2 separate regions of the Homo sapiens genome follow, and region 1 is linked to region 2. Evidence: chromatin contacts called from ENCODE Hi-C data. All regions are on one chromosome and are shown on one strand. Each heading gives the region's core, a stretch centred on a gene start or an enhancer-like site at or near the end of the contact. The rest is flanking DNA. Distances are from core to core; before and after follow the strand shown. Region 1 holds the start of SCN3B (sodium voltage-gated channel beta subunit 3). Region 2 overlaps GRAMD1B (GRAM domain containing 1B).

Region 1 (6,776 bases), core at 697-3,196, 38 kb after region 2:
TAAAGCAATCTGTCTGCTGAAGAGAACCTATATTTTATCTGAGGATCTAATCATAGACACCAAGGCAGACATGCCCAGAACTACCACCCCCACCCCTGCCATACACATACTACTACACTCACCCATGCATTCAGATGTCTATGCCAACATGCTCACACACATGCTAGTGCACACATCCAGACACTGAAATATATTTACATACAGTAAAACATTGTCTCAATCACACAATCAGACATTATCACATAGATCAATCCCCTTTACACACATTCAGGCACTCCAAGACCGTCTCTGACACTCTCTTCAGCCTTTACTGTTCCAAGTGTAAGATTCCCTTATTTGGAGGGGGAAGGTCACCTCAGTTTCTCACAGCTGACAAGCAAGAATCTATTCACCTTTGAAGGCAAAAACCCAGCTCTCCTCCCCTAACACCAAAGCATCTTAGTTCCACAGGTTCATGCAACAAACAAACAAACCAAAAAAAAAAGAAGAAGAAGAAAAAGAAAGATGCATTTCACAGTTGCCTATTTATTTAATATATAGCAGTAAATGGCTGAAGGCTGTTTTCTTCCCATTCCTTGTTAAAATTAAGAAGATGATGAGCAACTAAAGTATTTTCACTCTCAAAATTCATGCATCCAGCTTTTATGGTTTTTTTTTTTTTTTAATATACAGAAACGAATTTGAAGACCCAGTAAGCTTTCCAGGAGTATAGACTCCTTGATGAGAAATAAAATGTAACCACACAGGAGGTTTTTATTCGTGAACGTGACTGCATTTCCTTTCAGCAAAGGGAAAGGGAAAAAATACTTTGGAATGATCAGGAAACTGGAGGAAGGGCGGAAGAACCACCAAAGGAGGTTGGAGAATAGCGGGGAAGGGCGGTGGGGAGGCGCCTTTCCCATCTCAAAATCCCAGCTCTCATGGAACCCCTGCCATCTCCATGTCTGGCAGATACGCACAGAGGCAAGCCAGCCAGAGCTCTTTTCTGTCACCAACGACATCAATGTGTTATTATTGTTAGCATTGTTACTGTTACCTGCATCCGGCATGGCGAGGTGCTGGTACTTACCCCAGTAGATAAGCACGAGAGAAGCCAGGGGAAACAATCTATTGAAGGCAGGCATCTTCTGGGGCTGGCGGCTTCCAAGGCTACACAGAGAGATTCCCTCGGTCAAGGACTGCGCCCTCTCAGATTCTTTCGAGGAAACCCTTTGGGACGAACTGCCCCCAGGGGGCGACTTTCTGACCGAAGGAAGGGCCGAGCACCGGTGCCTGGGGAGGCCCTGGGAGCTTTTGGAGCCGGGTGGGGGCTTTGGGCCCTAAGCGACCCCACTGGACCTCCCCAGTTCGAGGGAGCCGATCAGCCGCTCCGCGCCCGCTCTCGCCGGCGCTCAGCACCACGGACAGTCGCCTCCCCGCCCACCCCGGAACTCCAGCTTCCACTCGCGCCCCTGCCTCGCTCGTTTGCGCCCAGGGTAAGCTCAGCTCGGAAGGGAGTCGCACTGCTGGCCTAGCAGCCAGGCTGTGGAAGGGTCCAGGTTGATTCACCTCTCGCCTCCCCAGGATCGGTTGCGTTCCGACTGGAATCCTCCCAGCCCCGCGGCTCCTGCTTCGTCCGCCCTAACTGCTTCTCCAGCTGGGCGTGACCCCACTCCCGAAGCCGCCGGGGCCGCCCGTCTGGGCTACAGAATGCGTTCCACGTCGGTCCCGTCCACGCCCGCCCTCGGCTCCCTGGGGAGGTGCAGCGGGGCCGGGAAGGAAGCGGCAGCTCCCGTTCGGCCGGCGATGTCAGAGGTTGGGGGGTGGGTGTAGAGGCGGAGCCCCTTCCCGGGAGCTCGCCCCCGGATGGTGCGGGGCCCCGACCCTGGGTGGCAGGTGATCAGCAACCCTTCTCTAGGCCCCCAGGCCGTGTGTGCTGTCAGCCCTGACATGCGCAGGCGGCTCTCCGCCACCACCACCGCCCCGGACCCTCCCCCTAGTGCACACTCCCCACCCCCTGATGGGCGTGCCCCTCCCAGGCCCAGCGCCGCGCCGAGCGGGGGCGGAGCCGGGAGCGGCGCAGACACTTCCAGCCGGGATATCTTTGCTCGCGCGCTCGCTGGTCTCTCCAGGTCTCCCTCTCGCGCCTCCGCACCTCCCCCGAGCTCGGGCGCACCGCCGCCCTCGGCTCACGCCCTCCAGGCAAACCCACTCCGCTCCCGCACGGACTTGCCGGGTGTAGCTCCGGGAAGAGAAGGGCCAGAGCTCTTTCAGGCAATGATGTCATCTGCAAGGCGCGCCGTACGCGGTTCCTGGCTTCGCCTCCCAGACCCCATGCCTTCCAGTTCTCGCTGTCTATCCTTTGTCTAGCCTTGATTAATTGGCCCCGGACACAGCAAACTCAGCAAGATAATCCCTGTTTAGGGCAAATGGGGTAGGGATGAGGCGCACCTGTTCCTGTCTTCACCTCATCACTCAGTGAGGTGATCCAAATGTCAGCGCAAGGGGAGGGGGGCCCAAGAGGACTCCTCTTCCCTTCCCCAGGTTCTTTGCAGTTCTCCCTTTTCCTTTAATTACTCCTTTTTAATAAAGCAGATAGATTGTGTTTGGCGTCTTCCAACTATTAGCCACTCCCTAGTCCTAGCAGCTGTTTGAGTGCCCCCGCCCCATCTCTGGAAGGGAAACCTGAAACTTTACATTCAACTATAAACTCAAATTGACATAACAGATTAGGAACGCCTGGAACTGAAGTAAAAGAGTAATCCAAGAGCCCTTCTTCAGCTTCCTTTTTCTCCTCTTCTGCTCTTTCCAAAAGGGGAAGCTTAACGCTGATATTCCAAAATGGAATAACAGAGCAACAGCTGACGGTGAGTGGACCAGAAGCAGGAAATGCTCCCTCCTGACATCTCACAGAGTAACAGAATGTCCCCAGTCGGATCTTCCTGGGCAGGGAGCCACCAGGCCATAAACTCTGTGCTGTTTGGAGGACTAGGCCTTGAAGCATGTATACTGTGTTAAATTTGGATGGGAAGTTAAAGTTGACCTAATTCAACCGCTTTTCCAATTTGTGACTTCCCCCAAGAACATTTCGGACGAATGGACTTGATTTTATTTATTTATTTATTTATTTATTTATTTATTTATTTATTGAGACGGGGTTTTGCTCTTCTTGCCCAGGCTGGAGTGCAATGGCGCGATCTTGGCTCACCGCAACCTCCGTCCCCCGGGTTCAAGTGATTCTCCTGTCTCAGCCTCCTGAGTAGCTGGGATTACAGGCATACGCTGCTACACCCGGCTAATTTTGTATTTTTAGTAGAGATGGGGTTTCTCCATGTTGGTCAGGATGGTCTCAAACTCACAACCTCAGGAGATCCACCCGCCTCGGCCTCCCAAAGTGCTGGGATTACAGGCATGAGCCACCGCGCCTGGCCTTGATCTTTTTAGTGATGAGAACTTTCTACATCACAAGTTCACCTCTTCTGATGCTTAAGGAAGTTCTTTATGTTCAGTTGAATTCCGTACACTCCTCCTCCCCCTCCAAACTCCATTAAGTGGCCCTAATGCTGTTTTCTCTTTAAAAGAGCTATGCTTCCTCACATCCGCCCTAAGACATTTTTGTTTGTGGCTACTCTTCCTTAGTTTCTTCCAATGTATTTTCTAGTAGTTTCCAATCCTGTACCACCCTGGCTGCTTTTTCAGAAGGACTTTCAGTTTCTCAGCATGATTCTCCAAGTGACGTCCAGAACAGGAACTGATGGTCCCTGTGTGGTCTGACCAGCATAAATCCAGTGGAATTATGGCTACATTTGCTTTGAAGGATATAACTAGTTAAATACATTTACAGCCACATCTTAGTCATAATCAGCTTATGTTCAATTAAAATCCCTGAGTATTCTTCACTTGACTTGTTGCAGAGTCATTGTGTCTTGTACAGGCAATTTTGGAAATTTTATTATGAAACTTTGCACTTATTGCTGTTAAAATTTATTAGTTTCAACCAGTTATCACACTGTGTTAATACTTTTATTGAATTCAGATTCAATCACCCAATATATCTCTCTTCTTTACCCTTGTTTCATCTCTAGGCTTGACAATCACATGATCCACACATGGATATTTAAAAAAAGAACCAATAGAAAAAAAGAAGAGATAGTCCTATGGCCTGCTTCTAAAGACCTCATTCTACCTTGACAATGAGCTACTAATTAACATTTTTGTTTGTTTGTTTGTTTTTTGAGACGGAGTTTCACTCTTGTTGCCCACGCTGGAGTGCAGTAGTGTGACCTCGGCTCGCTGAAACCTCCACCTCCCAGGTTCAAGCAATCATTCCGCCTCAGCCTCCCAAGTAGCTGGGATTACAGGTGCCCACTACCACACCCAGCTAATTTTTGAATTTTTAGTAGAGAGGGGGTTTCACCGTGTTGGCCAGGCTGATCTCAAACTCCTGACCTCAGGTGATCTGCCCGCCTTGGCCTCCCAAAGCACTGGGATTACAGGCATGAGCCACTGCACCTGGCCTAATTAAAATTCTTTAGAACAGTTGCTCAATCATAAAACCCAAACATAGCTCCCTATTTTTTATATGTACAGCATGAGACATTCTGAAAATTTAGAATAAAAGGAATCTGTGAGAGGAATTAGACATCTAGTCATCCACAGGAAAGAAATAGGATCAATGGCTTACACTAACACAAAAACAGATTTTCAGCAATACATTTCAAACCTTTCCAAAGTAGGACAAATTACCTTTCGTTACATCCAAGCAGTTGTTATCCAAACAACTGCTGGGATGTTTAGGAAGGAAAACCTGTAAAGGTTAGAAATTTGGAATAGATTATGTTAAAGTTCCTATCGTCTTTGAGGTTCTATGACTTTATTGAAAGCCTTACCAAGACTGAAATACACAGACAGACTGAAATATTTTCAGTCTGATAATTTTATCAACTACCACAGCAGGAATTGGCTCAGCTTTACAAAATTTTTCTTATGTCTATTCATGTGAATTGCTAATATTCATAATGTTGTTTTCTAATTGTTTATCAACCCCATTGTAAATAGTCACTGTCAGGATTTCACCTCTATTTTTCATATACCACTTCTTCCCTCTCCTGTATTGAAAATAGGAGCATTTAGTCTTTTCATTCTCCTGCTGTTTCCCTTGATTTTTGGCTGTCACTCTCAGTCACTTTTGCAAGTACCTTAAGTTCCCTGAAGTACTCTTGGCCTTGTTCTGAGAGTTTTAAAATCATTTAAATTAAGCTCTCCCTTCCTCTTTTCTGCCATTTTGGCTTCAATCCTTTCTCATTGTTGTTGACTTGGCCTCCCAATTTAATAATCATTCTCCCTTCACAGTTAATGGGTGAAACCATATGCTCTATTCTCCAAAGAGTAGACAGAACAGTCTTTGTATTCTAAAAGATGGGAACTTCTCTTGCTTAAAGCCCTTCCATGGCATCTCACTACACTGAAATAAAATCTAGACTTGTCACCATGGCCTAATGTTGGCCTTGTGCCCTGGCTATCTCTCCACACTCATTTCTACCACTCTCTGTCTTGTCCACCATGTTCCAATTACACTTAATTTTAAAGAAATGTACCTCATAGTTATCAAACTCTTCCCCACTATTAATATTTCCCATCATTATTATTATAGCCTTAGCATTTGATGTCCCCTCTTCCTGGAACATTCTTCATTCTATGGCTGGTTTCTTGTCATTTTGGTCTTGCCTCAAATGACTTCACCCTAGAGTGACATTCCCTGGTCACTCTAAGCTTGTTTCCTGCTACCTTCCTCACCTGAAGCTACTCTCTATCTCATCACCCTGTTTCTTGTTCTTCATATCTTCTCTCACTATCCAAAATTATCTTATTTTTAATATATGTACTTGCTTATTTTCTGTTCCTCCCATCAGGCTGGTTCTCCTTGGTGATAGATAGCAGCCTTGTTTGTTCTGTCTACTGCTGCCGTCCTGCACCTAGATCAGTGCCAAGCAGATATTAGGTCCTCTTCACAGAGGACACAAGTGAATGAATACACAAGGGAGTGAGAATAGTGTGGAAACAGTGAAGAGCTGAGGCCAGAATCAATAGGGGAACAGAAAACCAAGAGTCAGAGAAATAGGAAGAGACCCAGCAAGGTGCAATGCCATGGCAGGCCAGGGAAAAGAGGGTCTTTAGACTTAAGGACACTTCTCCTTTGAGGGGACTTTAGCTAATTATGCTCAGAGATTGAGGAAGAGGATGGAGTACAGAGCCTAGATATTCAGGGATCTTGAGGTGGAGGGAATGACATGACTCTGCTGAAGAAAGAATTGAATGGGAGCTATTCAGGGAGATGTTAGTTTTCTTGTGGAATGAAACACATTCACTGAGACTACTGGGGAGGAATTAGAGACAGGAGCAGTGGAAGTGACATTGTAAGTAAAGATAAGGTGTGGGACCTTAAGAGACACACAATGATCTTGGTAAAGTAGGAAGCCACATTTTCCATTGAGTGTAGGTGGTAGGGAGGTACAGGAGAACCCAGGACAAGGGAGACAGTCTGAATAACTGAGGGCACCTTCTTAAAGCATAGAAAAATGTCAAGAAAAGCTTTTCAAGATCAACATGTACCTGAACTCAGTCAAGATGCAAAAATCAGAGCCCAACCTAGGAAAGTCAAGTAACCTGCTTTTGCTATTCGAAGTGGATTTTGAAAAATAGTGCACACCCCATGGGACAAGGAAAGGGAAGAAATATGTTCATTTTAAACTGTGGCCAAAGAACACATATGGGACTGAGAGATATCAGGCTCTTCC
Region 2 (6,391 bases), core at 1,011-3,510:
TCTTTAGTCCTAGCCCAATGCCACATCCTCTCCCATAGCTGAAGATCCCTTTGTCCTGGGCCTGTGTATCCTAGCTACATGGGCCTGTTGATTTTCTCATTTGTTCAATGATGACCTGACCCAACCCATGACCTTGCCCTTGAGGATTTTACCTTCTCCTCTTGGAGAGCTGGCAGTCTCCGCATATCGTTGCTGTCACAGTGTCATGGACATTTTTCCATCAGTCTCTGATGTTTGCTGTTTGACCAGTGTCCCCACCAGCAGTTGTTGGACTTGTGGGTCACCATGGTGATGGTCTCTTTAATTCTCCCCACAGGTTCCACACAGACGCGGCATATCCCGGAGGACACCCCCAACGGTTTCCACCTGCAGAGCGTGTCCAAGCTGCTGCTGGTTATCAGCTGTGTGTAAGGGATTCTAGGTTTTCCTATCCTGCCCTCACCACCTTCCCTTTCCAGCCTGGTGCCCCAGCCCTCGTCTCTTGAAGCATCTGAGCACCCTTACTGTTTGCCCTGGTTTTTGCCTTATCCTCTAGTCTTCTCTGTCTGGATTGGTTGCTCTGCCTGTTGCTTACCTCTTCGCTTCTTTTTCTCTGCTTTGTTCAGCATTTACTGTATGCTAGGCCTTCAGAAGAAAATGCTTCATGCAGCATCCATACCCTTCAGGGTTTCAGTTTCAAGTGGGTGAGAGAGACAGAACATTTGAAATTCCTGCACAGATGGTTAAATGCTAACAGAGAAATGCTAGAGGGCATTTTAGGAGTTCATTCCTTCATTAGATGTTCTGGGTGTCTGCTCTGTGCCAGGCACTGGAACTGTGCACTCATGGAGCCCACACGTTGGCAGGGTAGCCAGACAAAATCAATGCCTACAATACAAGAAAAGTGGATGCTTATTTTAATGTAGACTATTTATAATAATTGCTATGACATTATAAAACAGTAGGCACAGTAACTTGCATAGAAAGATGCTATGCTGGCTGGGCATGGTGGCTCACGCCTGTAATCCCAGCACTTTGGGAGGCCGAGGCAGGCGGATCATGAGGTCAGGAGATGGACAGCATCCTGGCTAACATTGTGAAACCCCGTCTCTACTAAAACTACAAATATTAGCCAGGCGTGGTGGCAGGCGCCTGTAGTCCCAGCTACTCAGGAGGCTGAGGTAGGGAAGGAAGATGCGCTACTGATTCGAGGGACCATACATGGTTGTGTCATTCACAGACATCTGGAATTTAGCAAAGCATTTCCAAAGAAGACATTAACAGTTCCAGGTATGTCTCAGGTGCCATAGGTTATCCAGGAAGAGGTGACAGATTTCTGCTGATGTGGTCCTGGAGCTCAGATGACAAGTGTAGGCTGCAGTCACTGCTTAATTATCCATAACATTACAGCCTTGGTGTGAATGAAAGCATCCATAGAGAGTATAGCATGTGACAAAGAAGACAAGGTCTAGGACGGTCCTGGGGACCAACTACAGGAGGGAAAGCCATGAGAAACATAAGGTGGACTCTTTCACCAACCTTAATATGTCAAATAAAAGTAAATGCAAAATTCTTCTGATGACAGCATAAGAAACGAAGATATTTTTACAAAATTAAAAACAAAAGTAACTGTTGGCTGGGCGCGGTGGCTCACACGTGTAATCCCAGCACTTTGGGAGGCTGGGGCAGGCGGATCATGAGGTCAGGAGATCGAGACCATCCTGGCTAACATGGTGAAACCCCGTCTCTACTAAAAATACAAATATTAGCCAGGCATGGTGGCAGGTGCCTGTAGTCCCAGCTACTCGGGAGGCTGAGGCAGGAGAATGGCGTGAACCCGGGAGGTAGAGCTTGCAGTGAGCTGAGATCGCGCCACTGCACTCCAGCCTGGGTGAAAGAGTGAGACTCCATCTCAATAAATAAATAAGTAAATAAAAGTAGCTGTAAAACTAGTAAAAGTCACACTTAGCAACATCGATTTAATGTGATTCATGCCATTGTTCTGTTAAATTAAATCTCTTGTATTGGATTTTGGTTTGTAGAGCACTGTAACCTCAAGTTAGTTCTGTGTTTAAGCTCTTTCTGCATTTTGACTTTAAGTAGAGAAGGCCTGCACCCCTGAGCAAATTGTATAGCATGTTATTAACTAACTTTTGGGTTTTGTAAGTTTAGAATGATCAGACTCTCTAATTCAATGCTGCAGGATCCAGGCCAAGTGTCTGCCGACAGCCTACACGTGGGACGGGCTGACACAGCACAGCTTGCCCTGTGTCTGGCAGGCTCTTGCCCCCACATGCCTGCTGCAGTGTGACTCAGCCACCTCCTTTCTCTATTTCGACAACTGCGCAGGCTTCACTTAGACAGCACACAGGGGTATCCCTTGACCTTCACTTAGCACAGAGAGGATTGCAAACATAAACCCAAATGCAGGCACCAAGATCGTGAGCAGGCTGTGCCAAAGAGGCGGGTGTTCAGATGACCCAGTGAGTGCTGATAAAATTAAAGACCGTGGCACTGAAATTCAACATAAAAGTTTTAAAGGCCTTGGGGACAACTCAGAGAGGCCTGAGAACACAGCAGCCCCAGAAATTTGTGGCTGTCAGTTTAAGGAAGACTACCTTCCACAGTACCAGAAGCACGGATGACACACACGGTACCACTTGCACAGGCATAAGCTTTGAAAAGCCTAAGGCATAGCATAAGCTTTTCTTTCTTCGCTGGTCTTTTATCCATCTCTCTTTTATCTGTTTTTCTTTCTTTCCTTTTTTTTTTTTTTTTGTTTGTTTGTTTGTTTGAGACAGGTTCTCACTCTGTTGCCCAGGCTGGAATGCAGTAGCATGATCTCAGCTCACTCTAACTTCCCCTTCCCGGGCTCAAGCAATCCTCCTGCCTCAGCTTCCCTAGTAGCTGGGACCACAGGTGCATGTCACCACACCTGACTAATTTTTAAAAATATTTTTTTGTAGAGATGGGGTTTTGCTATGTTGCCCAGGCTGGTTTTGAACTCCCCAGCTCAAGCAATCCACCCACCTTGGCCTCCCAAAGTGCTGGGATTACAGGCGTGAGCCACCATGCCCAGCCTATCTTCTCATTTTTTGTCATCTTTCTTTTCTTATGTGTGTCTACCTCTCCCCCATTAATTATAAGAACTACCCTTTGTGTAGGGCCTGTGGTGTGCCGGGATATTTTACAATATATTCCCTTTCATCTACAGAACAACCCCAGTAGGATAGGTATTACTGTCCCTAGGTTGGAGAAGCTAGGAAACTTGATCAAAAGTTAAGAGATTTTTAAGTGGTGAGCCAGGGTTTGCATCCAGTTTTGTGTGTCTCTGGATCCTCTCTACCCATGATGATGTCTTCATCTCTTCATCCTATGAGCTTGTTATACAGTGAGTTTAGGCAGCCAGTGAGGCTGAGAGAAGGAGAGAATTTCTGCAGTCTCTCTATGACTCCCCACAGCCCCTCCAGCCCCTGGATGATCCTTGCCTCCCCTGTCTCTCACCAGTTCTGACCCAGACTCTGGGAAACCTCAGCCTGTCTGCATGATCCCTGCCAGCCGGTATCAGGTTGAGGCAGGGAACTTTGCAGCTTGCGGGAAGTTCTGCTAACATCTGTAAGAGGTATCATTGGCAGAGCTAGGGACCCACTGGAATTCCTCCTTCAGTCTCACCCTTCAGTTAGGTCCTAAGGTTGGGTTGGTAGGGGGAGTCTTTTCTCAATTTAGCACCCGTGGAAATACTAAGAGTCTGTCTGTTGTTTTCTTGTGCCCTGTCCTTGCTGGGTCGTCTCATCCATTGTGTCTTTGCTTCTAGTATTTTTTTCTCATATACTCTCACTCACTCCCAGGTTGATTTTCAGTGCAGGTTTCCCCTTCCCCACACTTGCCTGTTTCTAACCTCTGCCTCCTCCCCATTTTTCTTCCTTGCTCCCATTAGGATCTGTTTCAGGTACTGGCTCTATGATTTCTCCTTTACCCCCTCATCTCTTTTCCTCCCCACCGTACCTCTCTTCCCCCAGGTGCCCAGGTTCTGGGTGCCTATGCATCTCTCCTTTCTAGTGCCTTCATCCCATGCCCCTCTCCATGGCTCTCCCCTGTATCCTGGCCCATCCAGATTAGGTTGCTTCTCTCTCTCTCTCCCTTGCTCCATCCCTCCAGCTCAGTCACTCACTGCAATGCTTTGGATGGCCCACCGGTCAGGGACAGCAGCCTCTGGGATGGGGGATGTCCTAGGCTCAGGTGACATCTCACTGCTGATGTTTTTTTCCCCACGTCTCCTTCCTAGTCTGGTGCTGCTGGTCATCCTTAACATGATGCTCTTCTACAAACTCTGGATGTTGGAATACACCACGCAGACCCTCACTGCCTGGCAGGGTCTAAGGCTCCAAGAAAGGTAATCCTGGCCTCGTCCCCTCACCTCCACCTTCATCCCACCCAGTGCCATGATACCTGTCTCCCAGTCTCCTTGGGACTGCCTCACTGCCCTTCCCCATCCCTCTGGGATGAGCCCACAGGGAAACTCAGAATCTCTCCCTATAGTTTCAGCCCACTTCTGATCTGGGGCACAGGGGAACCGGGGGCAGTGAGCAGAGGACAAAGCACTCTGATGTGACTCTCTGTCCTTTAGGGGTCTGGGAGCCCAGGACAGTTCGCTGAGCATAACTCCAGCTGCTGGGGTACCCCTTCTTCTACCCCACAGGTTACCCCAGTCTCAGACAGAATGGGCCCAGCTCTTAGAGTCCCAACAAAAGTACCACGATACTGAGCTCCAAAAATGGAGGGAAATCATCAAATCCTCAGTGATGCTCCTTGACCAGGTGAGATGCCCCACCTTCTCTGCTTGCCCTGGTCTTTGGGAGCGGGGACTCCTTCCCTTATGCTGTGAGAAAGATCCTCGTCTCTATCACCACCCTCCAGACTTCTCCCTCCAATTCATTCTTCCTCCAGGCCATGCATTGTTCTAAATGGAAAGCCTTCCTTGAGTGGGCTGCTAGAAATGCAGGTGTATTCTAAAAAATAAGAACAATAAAATGACCCACTGAATTTGCACCAGGAAAGCTGTAGTTTAGGTGGAAGGAGAACTCTTTTTATTTTTATTTTTGGTAACCCATAACCATCTGACAGGCATTTAAACAGAGAACCCCCTCAGCCCTTTTACAGAGATTTGTCTTCCCAGAGGGCATGTCTTTGAGTTTTTTCAAATGTTTACCGCCCCCTCCTCTGACAGTCAGTGGCACTGCACTGATAGTCTGGGAAGATGGCTGTACTTTGTCTTCTTTTCATAGCATCATCTTTGTCGTACAGTTTGCCTGTATTCCCCCCCGCAAAACTAGATCAACTATTTAGGCAAATCATCCTGAGGCAAAATCAATAATTAGCCTAGTTTCCTTGGGGGAGGGAGCTTCCTGCTTCCCCAGAATAGTTTAGTATCATAAAATATGCCTCCATGTGGTTGCCTAGAGAGCAGGAATCTGCCTTTGCTGTGCAAGAGAATTAGAAAATAATAGACTCAGGATTTATCCTGCTACATGACAACTTCTCTCCCTAAAGAGTTGCCTTTCTGATGTTTTGTGACCAGCCAGAGACGGCATCCCAGCTTTGCCACTAATTTTGTGACCGTGAGCAAGGGACCTTGAGCTTCCATTTCTTCATTTATAAAATAGGAATTGTAATCATAGCTTCATGGAACTGTCATCAGGATTTGATGCCATGTGGGCGGTGCTCATTAATATTAAACTTTGTTTCCTTGCATTGTTTGGTCTTAGCTCTAAGTAAGGAAAAAGAGGCCGGGTGTGGTGGGTCACGCCTATAATCCCAGCACTTTGAGAGGCTGAAGAGGGCAGATCACTTGAGGTCAGGAGTTTGAAACCGGCCTGGCCAACATGGCGAAACCCTGTCTCTACTCAAAATATAAAAATTAGCCGTGTATGGTGGCGCACACCTGTAATCCCAGCTACTTGGGAGGCTAAGGCAGGAGAATTGCTTGAACCTGGGAGGTGGAGGTTTCAGTGAGCTGAGATAGTGCCACTGCACTCCAGCCTGGCAACAGAGTGAGACTTCATCTCAAAAAAAAAAAAAAAAAAAAAAAAGGGAAAAGAATCTTAATGCAGCTATCAAGACCCAGTTGGATGTGTTTAGCTTTGTCACTACACTTAAGGAGGGCATTTTTTATTTTAAACCAAAAGGGGACAGAAAGCTTAGTGAGGAGTTTAGAAGCCCTACCCTTTCAAAAAGTGTTGATGGAATTGAAGACAAACCCAGGAGAAGGGAACACGAGGGTGAGGAGAACAGGGTGGCCTTCAGACACCCAGGCCAACACATGTCAAGGGTTAGACTTACTGGAAAACTCCAGAGCGCTGAACTAGAGCTAGAAGTTTAAGAAAGTAATTTTTCTTCATCATCAAATGCAAAC

Evidence for each region. Hi-C counts contacts between places; a loop is a spot of excess contacts on that map.
Region 1: a map of transverse colon shows a loop between it and region 2 (19-fold over the local background). The contact joins the promoter of SCN3B here to the enhancer-like site in region 2. A Hi-C loop is called at or near these places in 2 of 168 maps with a recorded cell type or tissue (endothelial cell of umbilical vein and transverse colon) and 1 of 37 single-sample maps with no recorded cell type.

The regions. Positions count from the first base shown.
Region 1 is chr11:123,652,678-123,659,453 of GRCh38, forward strand. It overlaps SCN3B (sodium voltage-gated channel beta subunit 3), which reads right to left and starts at 1,947. Exons shown (of 7, transcript NM_001040151.2): 1 at 1,549-1,947; 2 at 1,070-1,149. The coding sequence starts at 1,124. It overlaps LOC105369543 (a long non-coding RNA gene), which reads left to right and starts at 1,008. Exons shown (of 3, transcript XR_948124.4): 1 at 1,008-1,475. RefSeq lists silencers at 1,331-1,400, 1,961-2,190.
Region 2 is chr11:123,614,429-123,620,819 of GRCh38, forward strand. GRAMD1B (GRAM domain containing 1B) reads left to right here. Exons shown (of 20, transcript NM_001387025.1): 17 at 317-407; 18 at 4,265-4,372; 19 at 4,679-4,796. Among named protein-coding and RNA genes, the nearest start is that of SCN3B, 37 kb to the right of the region's middle. Within about 2 kb of position 2,261, at least 5 of the 41 ENCODE cell types and tissues checked have a DNase peak (open chromatin) inside an H3K27ac peak, as active enhancers do.